2 separate regions of the Homo sapiens genome follow, and region 2 is linked to region 1. The links are chromatin loops, found by intact Hi-C in ENCODE. Cell type or tissue: PC-3. All regions are shown on one strand. Each heading gives the region's core, and the rest is flanking DNA. Links, peaks and the distances in the headings are about the cores only. Region 1 overlaps ZMIZ1 (zinc finger MIZ-type containing 1). Region 2 overlaps LOC729815 (a long non-coding RNA gene).

The links. Hi-C counts contacts between places; a loop is a spot of excess contacts. Peaks named below come from ENCODE experiments on the same cell type or tissue, not always from the same donor. Only the 100,000 strongest peaks of a DNase experiment are listed, where the experiment ranks them.
Region 2: a loop joins it to region 1, with 4 times the contacts of the local background. A loop is called at or near these places in 2 of 110 quality-filtered maps.

Annotation. Positions count from the first base shown.
Region 1 is chr10:79,293,976-79,302,301 of GRCh38, reverse strand. It overlaps ZMIZ1 (zinc finger MIZ-type containing 1), which reads right to left. Exons shown (of 25, transcript NM_020338.4): 13 at 5,649-5,831; 14 at 4,612-4,689; 15 at 3,722-3,896; 16 at 3,111-3,252; 17 at 1,360-1,570; 18 at 90-195. Among named protein-coding and RNA genes, the nearest start is that of PPIF, 49 kb to the left of the region's middle. RefSeq lists cis regulatory regions at 7,670-8,326, 7,785-8,326. In PC-3, for the core only: no CTCF peak of the experiment used is centred there; DNase peaks (open chromatin) are centred at 2,811, 3,391, 6,501, 7,781 and 1 weaker place; H3K27ac peaks cover 1,945 bases.
Region 2 is chr10:79,498,366-79,506,691 of GRCh38, reverse strand. LOC729815 (a long non-coding RNA gene) reads left to right here. Exons shown (of 3, transcript NR_136624.1): 3 at 1-322. It also overlaps the pseudogene TPRX1P1. Among named protein-coding and RNA genes, the nearest start is that of EIF5AL1, 10 kb to the left of the region's middle. In PC-3, for the core only: a CTCF peak has its summit at 4,043; a DNase peak (open chromatin) is centred at 4,041; H3K4me3 peaks cover 343 bases; H3K27me3 peaks cover 407 bases.

The DNA.
Region 1 (8,326 bases), core at 197-8,196:
CAGTTCCAGGTGAATGGTGACTGCTTCTCAGTCCCAAACTCAGGCGGGGATGGAGTCTGGCCCTCACCCCCGTCCCCACCCTGACTCACTTTTCGTGATACAGTGCTCTGCGGGCAGGAGGCGCTTCTTGAGGAGTCCTTGCAGCACAGAGCGGACGGAGGGCCGGTGTACCAGCTGCAGCACGAAGAGGTGGGACTGCGGGGAGAGAGGAGACACTCAGTTCCTGTGCACTGTCCCCACACCCCGCCCTGCCTGCAGCCTCAGCAGCCCTAGACTGCTCCCAGGATCCCACAGCCGGCCCAGGAGGCTCCCCCAGGGTGTCTCCTGGGACTTGCGAGCCTGAGCACTACTCTGGAAAGGCTGCCTCTGCTGCAGATCGACAAGGTGGACTTTGACACTGAAATACTCCCTGGATAAGGTTATAGGACACAAGGCTTTAAGCCTGGGTCCCACTTTGCTTCCTAACCTCCCCTACCACTGCCTCCCCATCATGTGTCCTTAGCCCTTCCTGCCAGGGTGCTCATCCCTCCCTTCACTCCTCCAGGAAGCCTTCCAGAACTGCACATCCCAAACGTCCACCCATCAGCCGCCTCACTCTGACAGTTGTGCAGCCTCACACAGCACATCACATTCCCCAGCCAGAATGGGATGTGCTGCCCAGGTCTGTGACCCCTATCTCTGTGTAGCCTCCGTGCCCCTAAGCTCACAAGGGTGGATCAGAGTGTTTCCTTCTCCATGCCTCCACAGAGAGGCCAGTGGAGTGGGGCAGGCAATTTACTTCCACTGGGGCCTGAGCAAGCCCTGTGTGTTGGGCCCTGATCTTCAGGGGACATGAGGGTGGCTGAGAGCTGGTCCTAGGTAACAAGTCACGGGTTGGAAGGACCCCCATACGTGACTCTAAGACAAGGGGGTTGGGAAAGAAGGGAACGCGTTAACTCCAGGTTTGGGGGCGTTGGGTCTGGGGGAAAAGGTGCTGACAATGACAACTGCTGGTGAATGAGGCAAGCAGGACATGGCTTTGAGGAACACAGAACTGCACCAATGAATGAAGGGTAGGGAGGAGGGGCCAGGAGGGGTGAATCGGAAGCATGTGTGGAGAACAGACGGAGGCTGAGTGTCCAGGGGAAGAGGCCACGTCTGAAGCCAGGGCACAGTGGCTTTGAAGGCCCAACGGTTTGAAGGTTATTGCACAGGCCCTGGGCACAGGTAAGGGGACGCTGTATCTTTGGCGGCTGTGGGCACGGGGGTGGTGACGCAGGGACAAGGCTGAGGACCAGAGTGGGGCAGGGTATTCCGCACTCTCATGCCGTGAAACAGGGCCTGCCTGTGCCAACGCTGCCCCTGGCCCACCACACTCACGCAGCAGCAGGCCGTGACGGTGATCTGGATGGTGTTGCGGCCCGGCTGGCACACGTGCTTCAGGTGCAGGGGCTTGTGGGAGGTCTTGTTGTCGCCGCGCTCAATGGTGAGGGGCGTGGCGTTCACGCTGACCTGCACCGAGGCGGGCCAGTTGGTGTTCATCTGCCGGTCCTCGTGGTGGTAGCACTTGAACTGCAGCTCCAGGTCAGACCTAGGTGGGGAACGAGGGTGCTCAGGGCAGCTCTGCCAGGGGGCTGTCCATGGCCTCCGTGACCCCGAGCCAGGTCACACACCTCTAAACACACCACAACCTCCGAGATCCTCAGGACCCCATCCCTGACCCCAATGATTCCCCCAGCCTGAGTTCTCCTCTCCCATTCTGGATACTCCCTCTACACCCAAACTGCCCCCAAGACCCCCGCACACCAATCATTCCCATCACACCCCACAGCTCTAGCTCCCATCTCCCTGGAATGTCCTCCCTGTAGGGGTCAACTCCTGGATCCCCAGGACAGAGACAGAGGGGCAAATGAACAGGCACTCATTTGACAAGACCTGCTGTGAGGCCAGCCAACCCCATCTCTAGACCTGCTGGGAGCTGTCCTCCCAGGCCACGGCCATTTCTGGTTCTGAGCACTCCCCAAGGAGGCCCCCCAAGGACGCAGCACTGAGGAGTGTCAGGAACCAGCAGTGACCATATATGTGTGACAAGCAAGCCAGGAAGAGGAGGCCTCCCAGGCCAGGACACTCCCAGCTAAGGAGCGTGGGTGAGCAGGGTGCAGGCAGGCAGCACAGTGGTTTGTCCCGTGCCAGGGACCTCTGTCCTCCTGCCTGAGCGTTGCAGCTCCTGTGTTCTGAACGCCCACACCAGCTATCTGTGGCCACCTCACCCAGCCTGCTCAGCATGGTCAAGAAAACAGCAGGGGTGTGTGTGCATGTGCCAGGCACAGACCCAGCTCTTGCGCTGGAGATGCTCACTGGGCAGTCAAGGGGGTCTGAGTCACAAGCACAGTGAGACTGTGAGTCTTGACTGAGGATGAAGGACTGAAGGGTGGACACCCCCAGGGTTGGTTCTGGCATCCTGGAGACCTGGGCCCAAGTCTCAGCTCCGCCCCTGGCTAGCTGTGAGAACTCACACAAGCCAATTCACTTCTCTAGCCTCAGCTTCCTCCTCTGTCAAAAGGGAAAGTGTTGCCCATTTCCAAGATCAAAGTGGGTCACACGTGGAAGGTGCTGAGCATGGGCCTGGCTCAGCAGGGAACCTCCGGACCTTGTGTTCCAGCACGTGCCTAAGTGTCTGAGCAGCAGCCCTGCCCAATGGTCAGCCCCCTGCAATAGATGGGGCCTGCCTGACCCCGGCCTGGCCCTTGCACCAGCCTCATCTCTGCATTCCTGGCTCTGGCCACATGAGTCACACTCGAATTCTTGACTGCGTTCCCTCTTGTCAGCTCACGGTCTCAGATGGGATACACAGCTTCCCAGCCTAGGTCTGAGCCAGCCACCTTTTCCTCTGGGGTGAGTGACAGCTGCTCCCTGCCCTTGGGCCACGACACCTTGACTGCTCATCTACCTGTGCACCTGCAGACTTCCCATGACAACCGCAGGACAGGGCCCAGTCAATGATGCTGAACACGTGAAGGTGTCAGAAGATGCTGCTACCCCCTGCCCAGGGCCCCACTCGGGCCCAAGGAAGCCATCCCAGGGGACCTCCTTCATCCCGCCTGGGCTGGCGCCCCTGCCCTGACACGCACCTCCACATCAGCGTCTGGTGGACCGTGGGCCGCAGGTGGAACACATGGTTGCTGACCGCCAGGTTGTGCTCCAGGCGGAAGGGCTCCAGCACCACGCCATCCCGCACAGGGAATGTGAGCCGCAGCTCGTCATTGTGGTTGGCTGGGGCGAGGAGAGGAGGTGGGTGAGCCACAAGCCTCAGCTGCCATGGGTTCTGGGGCTGTAGGTGGGACTTGCTCACCCTGGGCTGCATGCTCAGAGGAAGGCAGGGGTGTGTAAACAGGGCCAGAGACATAGCCAGTCCAAGGGCACACCAGTGAGTCATGGCTTCTTCGATTCTACACGGCCCCGCCCCAGCGACTCATCCCCTCTTCTTCCACCCGCCTCCTTGCATCCTTCCATGGCTGCGTATAGATTTTCCTCCCAGCCTCCAGGCGCCCAGGCAGCAGTAAGAAAGGCTGTCTGTGAGCTGCCTACCCCGCCTTGAGTGTGCCCCTGGGTATCTCACCTGCTCTCAACTCTCTGCCCCTTCTGATGCCCACTCCCCAGGCAGCCTGACTGCGAAGCCCCTGCTCCCGGCCCACTGGGGGGCCCAGGTGGAGCTGCCAAGAGAGGGAGGGAGGGCCCTCACCTGGGGGTGGTGGCAGAGCGCTCATATTTGGCTTGATGTCAGGCGGGAAGGGTGGTTTGACGTCTTGGCTGGGGGACAGGTATGGAGGGATGCTGCTCCCAGGGGTCATGGGGGGTGTGGGGTTCCCTGGAACAGGTGAGTGGGGGTAATTTGCCACAGGAACCGGCCTGGGAGGCTGGAGGGAAAGAAAAGACACGCACGAGTTATGGGATTACGGAGACAGAAGGGGCCATGGCTATGGACATACACCGCACTCATCCCAGGGGCCTGGAGCCATGCCCCTCGGGAGGAGAGCCTCCTCCAGGGAAACTCTTCTCTCTCGCAGATCTCTGTCCTGCTCAGAAGACAGCCCTGGGAAGGGCCTCCCCACCCTTCATCTGGGTCTCACCACTGAGCTCCTGTGTCAGGTGCCTGTGGAGACCCTTACCCATCCCTGTGATAAATGGGGACACAGAGGCTCAGGGTTGGGGACTTGCTCAGCACAACCCTTGGAGGACAGGACAGCGGGAATGAAGCCCAGGCCTCCTGTCACCCGAGCAGGTGGGCTTCCCACATCACGACTCAAGGCCACACCCTCTATGCCTACCCCATCAGGGTCCCCAGGTGGAGTCGGGGCCTGCAGAATCTGGGGCCCAGGTTCCCCAGGAACCCCTCTCCCTCTCCTTGTTTTCAAGACTAGCCAGGCTGACACTTTACCCTGGGGCTCACCCCACCTGGAGCCGTGGATTCTCAGTCCTGAGCATCTCTGTCCCCAGGACAGGGGACCAGGGAGTGCACCCCCACCCATGGGCCCCTTTGAATGTCCAGAGAGGCTGGAGCAGGAACAGTGAGAACCTTTAGAGGCAACAACTCCCTGTGGCTTAGAATTTGTAAATTAAATTGGAACATACCCTGTTGACATTCCCTTGGCTGTAGTTACTGTAGCTGCTTCCCGAGAACGTGTTATTTTGTCCATTAAACTGTTCTGGCTATTAAAACAAGATAAACAACACTGAGTGGGGGGCAGAAAAGCCATCAGAAGCCCGCTCTCCCTCTGGACAGTAAAATCTACCAGGAGCACGGGGATGCTACAGGGGCCCATCCACTGCTGGGTATATTGAGTGAGCAGGGCGGGACAGCTACACCTCAGGGACGGCATTTTGCCTCTCTCTGTCCCTAGCTATTAATTTAGCAGAAGTTACAAAAATAGCAACACCTAGTATGCTGAAGTTGGAGCAAAAACGGTAAACCTGTTTGGTAGATGGCCATAATAAATTAGCATGATTTTTGGCAAATAAATGTAAAATAATAAAGTGTCTTCTTTACTCCCAAGAAAATAATCCTAAGGAAAGGAAAGGCTATATGCCTGAAGATACTCATCATAGTGTTATTTCTAAAGTGAAAAATCAGAAGCAACCCAAATACCTAACAGAAGGAATAATAAAATATGATATGGTGATCTCAGCAGAATATTAGGCAGCCATTAAAAGTAAAAACCCCAGGGGCTCTAGTAGCAGTAAGTATCATCCTTATTATGTCATGTTAAGTAAAAGGTACAGATTCAAAGTTACAGCTGTAATAACAATTTTATAACATGTTAGTGCCCACCTGCACATACAAAGTTTAGAATGAAATGTTAATATATACAGGGGATGTGTGTTTTTTTAATAAAATATATTTCCTTTATTATTTTGTGAGTGCCGTGAATAAGAAAAGGAGAAAAAAAAACCATCATCCGAGACGAATGAGAATAGGAACTGAGAAAAGCCACTCTGACATTCTGGCCACCGAACTTCGCCCTGAACACATGGGGACGTTCAGAAATCACCCACCCCTCGCTGTCCTTGGGGCAAACACACGCAGGGTCAGAGTGATCCCGGTGGAGTTAGGGGAGTGAGGTGGTTAGGAGGGAAGGGGCCCCGTGGGTGGTGGCGAGGCTGGGACTCACCTTGTAATACTGCCCCATGTTGACCGTGGGGGGCGGGTACTGCCCGGAGCTCGGCTGGCTGGGCATCCTCTGTCCTGGGTAGTTGGGGGAGGTGAGTGGCCTCGGGGGGTTGGGGGCTGGGTACTGGCCTGGCTGGGTGGGGAACTGGCTGTTTGGTCCATATTGCTGGTTTCCATAGTTGGGCTGTGGTGGGAGAGAAAGGAGAGGGGAAACACGTTCAATGTTGCCAACGTCACATAGCCAGGTCACCTGAACAACGGGATGGGGCCCGCCTCTCCTCATTTGCTCCTGCTGTTTCCCACCCACAAAACCAGATAATGCTTTGGGCCCCTTCTCGTCCTGACATCCAGGGGCATTTTGTTCTGCCTGTCCAGATCATAGGCCACCTCCCCTTGAGGCCGTTCTTCCTGGAGCACATGTGCCCCTGAACTCCAGGGACACTTTCAGAGCCTCTTGCTCACACCATTATGAGGGGCCTGATTCTAACTCCCCCGACCTTTGTGTCTCTCCTGGTGCCTGGGTTAGGGCTGTGCTCCCCAATGTGTACCCCAATGTGACAGAGGAACACAGTCAACAGGATGCAATTCCAGAAAGGAGCCCCCTGTGCCCCTGCATTCCAAGGCTGAACTTGGGTGGCATTGTCCTCGTACTCCCCTCAGAGCAGAACACACACCTAGTGTTCAGTTCTGGGCCATCGACAACCTGCCACCTGTGCAGGAGGTGGGAGAGCCAGGTTGGTGAAGGAACAAGACAACTTCTCCCGGGACAGACAATTTAGAGAAGAGGAGAGAGCACCACCCTCCAGCCACCTTCCCTGTCTGGAAAATCAGGTGACCCTCACGGCCACATGACATCCTGTGAGTCAGTGGTTTCTTCTTCCCCATCTGAGTGTCTCTCTTGCCCAGAGGTCCTGTTGGTGGCTGTGCCCCAGTGCCTGGGAAAATACCCTTAATACTTGCTCAACAAACGAATGATGGACTTAGGGATAAATGTCAGAAAGTGTCAGTGTGGAAGAATCTACAACTCACGTTGTTGCAACATGGTGGCTGCTCTGGGTGACAGTGAGGCACCCACCACAGGAGGTATAGAAGACGTAGCTGGTGCCTACCTGCCCACCAAGCTAGAGAAGAGAGTCCTCTGTGGGACCAGATGACCCAACCCCTGTCCTAAGGCTCCAACAATTCAAATATTGTATGAACAAGCCATGGCAAGGGGAAGGAAGGCCAGTCTTCCAGACAGGATCAGGCCGCATAGGCTGTGACCACCCAGTGCTGTAGCTGGGTAGCAGCAGCACTCTATGAAAAGGATGATTAATTTAGTAAAAATATGGAGAGCCTTTGGTGTGCTCTCTTTAGGCAGGCAAGAGCCATAAGCATGGCACAGGTGCAGGTGCAGGGGTGACACCAATGACCAGGAATTCTGCTGAAGCCTCATCCGAGATTGCCTCCTTTGGCGTGGGCTAACAGATGCACCCCCAGCACAGCCAGTGGGACACTGGGATTTTGAGCACAGGGTGGCTGAGAAAAGGCCTAGAAACTGCATGGGGCCTGAGTGCCAGGAGAGGTGCCAATAGCTTGAGGCTCCCCCAAACTCAGGACCCAGGAGCCAATGGTCCTTCTCTGGCCCCTCCCTGAACTAGTGTCCACCAGGTGGAGGGTTGGGGCTTGATCCAGCTTCTTGGATGCATGAGGAAGCCCCTGACCCCCCCCCCTCTCTCTCCCCTCCTGAACTCAGAATACCTCCACTTGTTGCCAAGCCTCCCCGCCCATCCTAAGGTGGATACTGAGGGGAAATGTGCAGATCTTCAAGGAACTTAAGGTCTTTGGAATCTAAAGCCGCTGTGAACCCAAGGTGAAGGCCACAGAGCTGAGAGGAGCTAGGAGGAGAAAACTGCTCTGAGAGTGGGCATGCAAGCTGGGAGGGAGGCAGGCAGAGAGCTGGGCACACCCTGCTCAAAAAGGGGCTTGGTCGTGGGGAGCAACCAGGGCTTCACGAGGGGCATCTGCAGAGCCACGTCCCTACGTCTTCTGCAGGTAAACTAAATCCTTACCTGGGTACCCAGATGGGCCAGCTGCTGCCAGCATCATTTTCTGAGGATTTACTTGTGACACACCCTCCAGGAAGCCTGCCTTCTCTGACTCATATTGAGTTCTGTGCAGTCTGCTATGCTTCATTCCCTGGTGAGTCTCTGCTAAAAACTTTTCTTTCCTGCTAAAACCTCACTTCCCAGAGGGCAGGAGGTGTGGGTTTTACTTCCCCAAATCTTCCCCAACACCTTGGCTGAGCTGGCTGTGCAGCCCAAGAGGCAGTGCCACTTCCTATACAGTGACCAAGTGTGGATGGAAACAAGAGCTAAGAAACACGCTGTCTGCCTTCCAGTCACTTCCCTGACGGGTCAGTCCTTATAGACTGGAAACAGCTGCCGGCCTTCCAGTCACTTCCCCAACGGGTCAGTCCTTATAGATTGGAAACACGCTCTCTGCCTTCCAGTCACTTCCCCAACAGGTCAATCCTTACAGACTGGAAACACGCTGCCTGCCTTCCAGTCACTTCCCGGACGGGTCAGCCCTTATAGACTGGAAGCATTTTGTCTCAGCTCTCTTTCTTGGAGAGGAGTTGGGGAAGCTCTCATGTGGGCAGGAGGAACTAAACCCAGGTCACCCAGTTAGTGGCTGAGC
Region 2 (8,326 bases), core at 218-8,217, 200 kb before region 1:
GCTGTTGGTCCTCTGGGGCCTTATCCACCTTCTGCAACTGTAGGTCTTCTGGGACCTCATCCACCTCCTGCAGCTGGTGGTCCTCTCGGACCTCATCCATCTCCTGCACCAGTAGGTCCTCTGGGATCTCATCCACCTCCTGCAGCTGTTGGTCCTCTGGGACCTCATCCACCTCCTGCAGCTCCTTGTCCTCCCGGACCTTATCCATCTTCTGCATGTTTCTGTCCTCCGGGACCTCATCCATCTTTTATAGCTGCCTTTCCTCTGGGACATCATTCACCTTTTTGTTCTGTGAGGCCTCTGGGACCTCCGACTACATCTCCACTTAGTAATCTCTGGATCCTCAGCCACCCCTTCTACCTGGGTGGCCTCTGGCCCCTCAACTACCACCTTCACATGAATCTCCTCAGCTACTTCAATAATCTCCACTTGTGGTCCCTGGGACTTCAGCCACCTCCTCCACCAGGGTCTCTTCTAGTACATCTGCCACCTCCTCCACTTGCCTGGCCTCTGCTATCTGAACCAACTCCTCTGGGACCTCAACCAGCTCCTCTACCCATTGTGGCCTGTAAGACCTCAACCACCAACTCCACATGTACCACTTGGTATGTTTATCTGAACAGTATGAACTAAGTTGCAAAATGGACTCATCTTTCCTTTTTTGAATGAATAGAAATGTCACAGATTGTACTGCAAGGCTTTGCAATATGAGGGTAGCACTGGCTGAGGATGTGGTCACTTTGCTCAAGTTTCTGAGACTACAAATCAGTTGCATTATTTTCTCATTATGACTTTGGCAGCAGGTATCTTCTGTAGATAAGGAAAGAGTTTTTTTTTTTATTTTATTTTGGTGGGGGACAGAGTCTCACTCTGTCACCCAGGCTGGGGTGCAGGGGTGCACTCCTGGCTCACTGCAACCTCCGCCTCTAGGGCCCAGGTGATCCTTCCACCTCAGCCTCCAGAGTGGCTGGGACTACAGGTGTGCAACACCATGCTTGGCTAATGTTTTTTTGTTTTACTTTTTGTAGAGACCATGTTTCACCATGTTGCTCAGGCTGGCCTCAAGCTCCTGGAGCCATGCCATCTGCCCACTTTGGCCTCCCAGAGTGCCAAGATTACAAGTGTGAGCCACTGTGCCCAGCCAGAGATTGTTTATAGAAGCTAGAAATACAAGCTTTGCAGGCTTGTGTGGAACCTGGGCCATATGGCCAGCTCTGTGAGGGATGAGACCCATCCCTGACTGGCAGGGCATCCTGTGTGCTGCAGCAGAGAGACCCACACTGAAGGGCACAGAGCTTCTGACCAGCCCAATGGAAACACAAGTGAAGGGACACAGGGTGCAGAAGGAGGAGACAGAATCTCCTGGGAGTAAACAGGAGGCCGTGGAAGAGAAAGCTGAAGCAGGGAGGTGTGACATGGGGGGTTGTTGAACTCAGGTAGAGCTGGAAGGCTGCTCCTAGCCAGGCAAGCAGCGTGAGCAGGAGCATGGAGGCTGCGGTGAGGGCCACACAGAGCTGCCATGGGAGCTCAGATACCACATTGTGCACAGGAAATTACCACCCCAGCACTTCCTTGTTGCCCTACAGCCTTTAGTCCATTATTGGTAGGAAGATGATTCTTTCCCTGGGTGCATGAAGGCTCTAGATCGGGGTGAATGAATGCCTAGAGGTCTGAAAATTTTAACTTGGTTCTGTCAGGGGAACCTGTCTCCCTGAGTTTTCACGGCCTAAGGAGACTAACAATGAGGATGGGTCTGGTTCAGTGGAGCTGCGGCCTTGGCCTTCAGAATGAGGCCAACTCTGGCTGGAAACTCAAGGCCAATCCTGAGCTGCTGTGACCTACTCTGATCTCCTGCACCCTCTCCTTCCCACCTACAACTCTCAGCTTTGCATCTCCCAACCTTGGCAGGCAAAATGCTTCCCCTTCCCTGTGTCTTTGCTGCCTAAGCCCAGACACCAACTCTCAGTAGAGCTCAGAGCCCCAGCTTTCTCAGAAATGAGCTGGGAATGATGCGATTATGAGGTCATGGTGAGGACAGGGAGACCAAGCTCATAAGGAAGGCATCTTGCAAAATAGCTGGTAGATGGTAGAGCCTCACCCCTCCCGCTGGTTAAATGAAAATATTTCCACTCAGAAGATCAGCAAAAGGTGTTCATTGAAGTTCATTTAATAAACCTTAGGGTGTAGCAGCTCAGGCTCTGGGATTTCCAGTTTCTCTTTCAAAAGATAAGGGAAAGCCCCTGTCTCCAAGATTAGAATTCAGATCCTTACGAGATGAAGAGATCCTAAAAATGCATACACAGTTAAACTCTGAGATTTGTATCTGTGATCTGTGGATAATTATTCTCCATGACATACAGACACAGATATGGCCACACACAGAAGTATTCAGCAGGGGCACAGATATTTCATAGAAGACAAAATGTATATTGGGCAAAAGAAGGTCACCTGGAAATAAACCGAAATCTTTTTACCTTACAGGATAATTTTGAAATTTGAAGAGTCTCCTGGGCCATGATATCTTGGAAAAGTCTCCACCATATTTGATGCTCCATGCCCCGTGCTCCCTCCTCTCTCTCTCATTTCCAGTGTTTCCCTTTAGAAACATTTGCAGTCCTATCTTTCTGGGTGTCTGCTTCCTGGAGGACCAGTTCACACCCCAGGGTATACCAGGTGTGACTCCTCGTACACTATTCAAACTCAGGCAGATACTGCCTTGCTGGACACAGAAGCAGGGTTACCCTTTGGGTAGTGTTGACTGGTAAGGGCCCGAGGGGGACTTCTGGGGTGGGGGAATATCCTGTATCCAGCCACGGGTGGAGGTTGTGCTCATTCATTCTAGAAAGAGTCACTGTGTTCCTAGTGACTGCCAGTGGTGCCTTGTGAGCAGATAGACAGTAATACATCCCCATGAGGTGGCCAACTTCTGACAGGGAATAGAAGGGCCCAGCAGCGGCTGTGGAGCCCTTAAGGAGCCTCGCAGAGACTCAGGGTTTGTCAGAGCCCATGCCCCACTGAGCCAGCTGCCCCCCGGTAGCACCAACTCCAGGCGGCTCTAAGGGAAGCTGAGCTGGGTGTAGACATTTCTCCATAAGTCCTGTGCCCCCCACCATCTTCCTGTAATTTTTAAATTGTGTGATAGGCAGAGATCGGTGGTGAGAGGCTAACTGAGCTGGACTGGAGAGGAGTGAAGAACGCAGGGGTGAGGTCAGTCAGAGGACGGGACAGGCAGAGAGAAGATGAGAGAGAAGGGATGAGAGAGGGAGGGGAAGGACAAAGAGAAGGAGAAAGACAGGGAGGATAGAGAGAGAGGGGTTGAAACAGTGAGAGAAAGAGAGAAGGGAGAGAGAGAGAAGGTGGAGGGTGAGGGGAGAGAGAGAGAGATGGAGATGGGAGGATGGAGTCATGGAGAGAAGTTGATTTGGGCCCAGGGGGAGAAAAGGAAAGCTGGAAGAGACAAAGACAGAAGGACCCACAGTGAGAACCAAGGGAGCTGGAGGGAGGGAGGTGTCCAGAGAGCTGGCCAGTGATCCACATACCGAGAGGAAGGCAGAGAGTAAAAGAGAAGAGAGGAATGAAGACAGAGGAAACAAGAGAGATGGAGAGGACTGAGACAGGGAGAGGAGGCTGGAGAGAATCACAGACAAACAGCACAATAGAGGAAGGGAAAGAGTTGTTGAAGACAGGGTCACAGAAAGAGAGAAAGGAAGGACAAAGAGGGAGGCAGAGAGAAGCAGAGAGAAGCAGAGAAAGAGAAAGCAGGGAACAAAGCAGTGAGCCGGCAGGAGGTGGAGGGGGGGCGGCACAGCAGTTGGGAGGAGTTCTTGCACTCCAAGCCGTGACCTCCTTGGGGCCTTGAAAGCCCATCACATGGGGACACGTAGGCCTCCCTTGTGGCTGGGTTGCTGTGTGGAGCCTCTGGGTCTGTCCCTGAAGCAGGGACTTCCAGGGGAAAGGGCTGCCCTGTCACAGGTTTGCCTCCTCTGTGGGGTGGGGACCCAGAGCAGCCTCCCTCGCTGTCCTGGTCCCTGCTGCATTTCCCATCCTGGCCAGCTAGGTGGCCGTCAAGTCCCATACCTGGGAACCAGGCTGAGACCCTTTGTCCAGCCTCATCTGTTCTCACCTGGCTCCAGATTCCAGCCACAGCTCTGGCAAACAGTCCATGCGTGCTGGCTGTCACCAGATCCACACACCCCGGGTGGATTCCTGCCCTGTTCCCACAGGACAGCCCTCAACCAATGGAGACAGGAACCTGGAGTTAAATGCTTCTCCCTTTTTCACTGAGAGAGAGACATGCACAGTCTGATGCACTTTCTTTCCTTCTTTCTTTTTCTTTCTTTTTTTTTCTTAAGACAGAGTCTCTCTCTGTCACCAAGGCTGGAGTGCAGGGGCACGATCTGGGCTCACTGCCACCTCCACCTCCCGGGTTCAAGCAATTCTCCCACCTCAGCCTCCCGAGTAGCTGGGATTACAGGCACTAGTTACCACGCCCAGCTAATTTTTGTATTTTTAGTAGAGATGCGGTTTCACCATATTGGTCAGGCTGGTCTCAGACTCCTGATCTCAGGTAATCTGCCTGCCTCAGCCTCCCAAGGTGCTGGAATTACAGGCATGAGCCACCACACCTGGCCGTGATGCACTTTCTAGATGCTGTCCTAGAGATCACACTGTGTTAAGCCTCAGTTGCCTTCAATGTGGTCATCTCTACAGTATACCCTTAGCTTTTTTCTCCTCCGTTACTTTCCCAGACCCTCACTCTGCTCCCTGGATTCACTTTTCGAAATAGTCCTCCTGCTGCAAAGTCCTGGGCACCTGCCCTACTTTCAGCATTGGAAGGGGGGCCCAGGCTAAGACCATGAGGCCCCACTGTGGGCGCCCACAGCCCCGTTCCTCCCTCTATTCCCACCACAGTCACATCCTCCTGTCCCTCAGTGCTTCCTCGCCTTTCCCTCCAGCCCACCGTGAGATCCCAGGGGACGGAGCAGCCCCTTCTCTGCCCCAGTGCAGGGCTTGGCCTTAGCACACGGTCAGTCTGTGCTGGGGTGAAGTGATGAATGAGTGAGTGGTTGAGTGATAATGCATCATCAGATCTGTCTTTTCCACATGTCTCTATCTCCACCCAGAACCAGTTTTCTCATCCACAAATGGGCATTTGAGGCTGGGTGCTCCTAAACCCTACAAAATTCAGAGCTGGCACAGTTGGGGACTGACCTTCCTTGATCTCACCTCACTTTCTGTATCTATAAAATGGGGTACCTTTCTCTAAGAGTAAAAAGGAGGCCTGGCATAGGGAAAGAAACTCAGCTCGAGCATCCAGAACATCCATCTTGCTCTCAAATACCTAATACAGGGGACCATGTTTTCTGCTATAATTGGTATTGGAGCTGGTACCATTTATTAAAGGTAATTCAGTTACAAAGCTTCAATTATTAAAACTGTGTAGTAAACGTGTATATATGGACAGACAAATAGAAGAGGAAGTCCAGATGTAGACAGAAATCCATACAGAAATAGAGAATGGGACAAAGGAAACATCTCAATGCAGGGTGTTCAGACACCTGGCCAATCATCTGAAAACTGAAAGAATAAAATACGCCGGGCGCGATGACTCATGCCTGTAATCCCAGAACTTTGGGAGGCCAAGGTGGGCAGATCACCTGAGGTCAGGAGTTTGAGACCAGCATGGCCAACAGGGTGAAACCCCATCTCTATTAAAAACACAAAAATTAAGCAGGGTGTGGTGGCGGGTGCCTGTAATCCCAGCTACTCGGGAGGCTGAGTCAGAAGAATCACTTGAACCCGGGAGGCATAGGTTGCAGTGAGCCAAGATCACGTCACTGCACTACATACAGCTTGGGTGACAAGAGTGAAACTCTGTCTTAAATAAATAAATAAATAAATAAAATTTAGTCCTTTTCTCAAAGTAGACAGTGATATAAATTCCAAATGCATTATGATTTAATACTTAAAGAAAAATCATGATGTCATGAGGATGTACATCTGTCAAGCCTCATCAACTTGTATCCTTTAAATAGATGCCTTTTGTTATATGTAAATTATATCTCATGAAAGTTGGTTAGAAAACATAAAAGTATTGGAAGAATATGTGAGAGAATTCCATTCTAACCTTGAAGTGGGTGGGGTGATTGGAGTCCCTCTAACCATGACTCAATATCTAAAAACCATAAAATAAATTCATTACTAAATCTGACTACACAAATTCAAAAAAATCTACATGGCATGAAGCACCATAAGAAAAATCAAAAGGCAATTCACACTGGACAAATATTTGTAACTCAGATCACAGGAAAAGGGCTGACTTCACAAATATCTGGAGTTCAAAAATGAGAAATAACCAAACAGTCCATTAGGAAAACATGCACGGAACAAGAACAGACTTTCCTGTTTTTTTTTTTTTTTTTTTTTTTTGAGACAGAGTCTCGCTCTGCTGCGCAGCCTGGAGTGCAATGGTGCAACCTCAGTTCACTGCAACCTCCACCTCGCAGGTTCAAGCAATTCTCCTCCCTCAGCCTCCCAAGTAGCTGGATTATGGACACCCACCACCACGCCCGACTAATTTTTGTATTTTTAGTAGAGATGGGGTTTCACCATGTTGGCCAGGCTGATCTCAAACTCCTGACCTCAGGTGATCCACTTGCCTCAGCTTCCCAAAGTGCTGAGATCCCAGGCATGAGAGAATCCCAGACCCGGGCCCCATCTTAAGCTCTGGTTGGATGCCAAGCCTAGGCTCACTCCCAGGCCCAGTCCCAGTTCTAGGCCCACGCCCAGGATCACTCCCAGCCCCAGCCCCAGGCCCCTTGTGGCCTCAGAGCCCCTATGCCTCCGACTTCTTGACAGACACTCAGTTATTCCCTCACTTCACGGAGGTGCTCCCACCTCTAGACGTCAGTCTTCACGATGATGTCTCAGTACAAAGAAGGGCAGGGCTCTATGGACAAAAAAGACTCAGGGTTTCAGTACCAAGAGGAGGATATCTCTGTGAATGAAAACTATTCAGACCCCAGGTAACCACTGGGTTGGTAAGGGGCCTGTGCCTGCAAAGTCCTACAGATCCCAGTGGGCCTGGAGTGGCTGGTCTACACCACTGATAACTTTCTGCAGCAAATGCACCGCCCTTCACCCACTCTGCTGCAGGTGGGCATTTGCTGTCTTCACTGTGCGGCCATCACAGGTGGCTCTGCTGTGAATGTACCTGCCTCTCATTTGAATTGAGCCTGAGCATTTCTTTGCTGGGATTGGAACCACTGTCCACTGGGATATTTGGCATTAGTGAATGCTGCTTGAGAGCTTTGTAAAGGGCTTTTCCCAGTGCTTCTGATGGTCAGCGTCTTTGCCAACATTTAGGATTGTGAGACTTTTTAACGTTTCTTGATCCAATGACTTGTGGCTTTGTTGTGGTTGTAATATCCATTTTCCTGATGGTTGAGAGGTTAAGAAATTCTCACATGTTAATTGAACCTTAGAAATTCTCTAATGTGTCTATTTGTTTATCCATTTTTTTTCATTTATTGGAATGTATTCTGCCTTGGCAATTAAAGTTCTGCAAATACCAAAACAAGCAAACAAACAAACAAAAAAAACAATTTTTCTCAAACTTTTCCCAAAAATTAAAGAGGAGGGAATTCTTCCCAACTCAGTCTATAAGGCCAGCATTACCCTGATACCCAAACAAGACAAGGACACACACACACACAAAAAAACACTACAGGCGGTATTCCTAATGAACATAGATGAAAACATTTTCAACAAAATACTACCAAGCTGAATCTAACAATGAATCAAAAAGATAATATGCCATGATCAAGTGGGATTTAGGGGTGGTTTCAGGATGAAACTGTTCCACCTCAGATCATTAGGCATTAGTAAGATTCTCATAAGGAGCCGGCAACCTAGATCCCTTGAATGCACAGTTCACAATAGGGTTCATGCTCCTATGAGAATCTAATGCTGTCACTGATCTGACAGGAGGTGGAGCTCAGGCAGTAATCAGAGGGATGGGGAGCGGCTGTAGACACAGATGAAGCTCCGCTCACTTGCCTGCTACTCACCTCCTGCTGTGCAGCCCCATTCCTAACAGGCCACAGACCAGTCCTCGGCCAGGGTGTGGGGACCCCTGCTGTAAAGGGTTCCTACCAAGATTAGAAGGGAAGAAGGAAAGGGGATCACCTGGAAGCCACATGGAGACGGGGCAAGACATGAGATGCCTAGAGAAAAAGATGACTCAGGAGGACACAATCACTGAGTCTTTGAAGGACTGTCACGTATGAAGTTCACAGCTGTGTATGAAGTTCACAGCTGTGTCCTA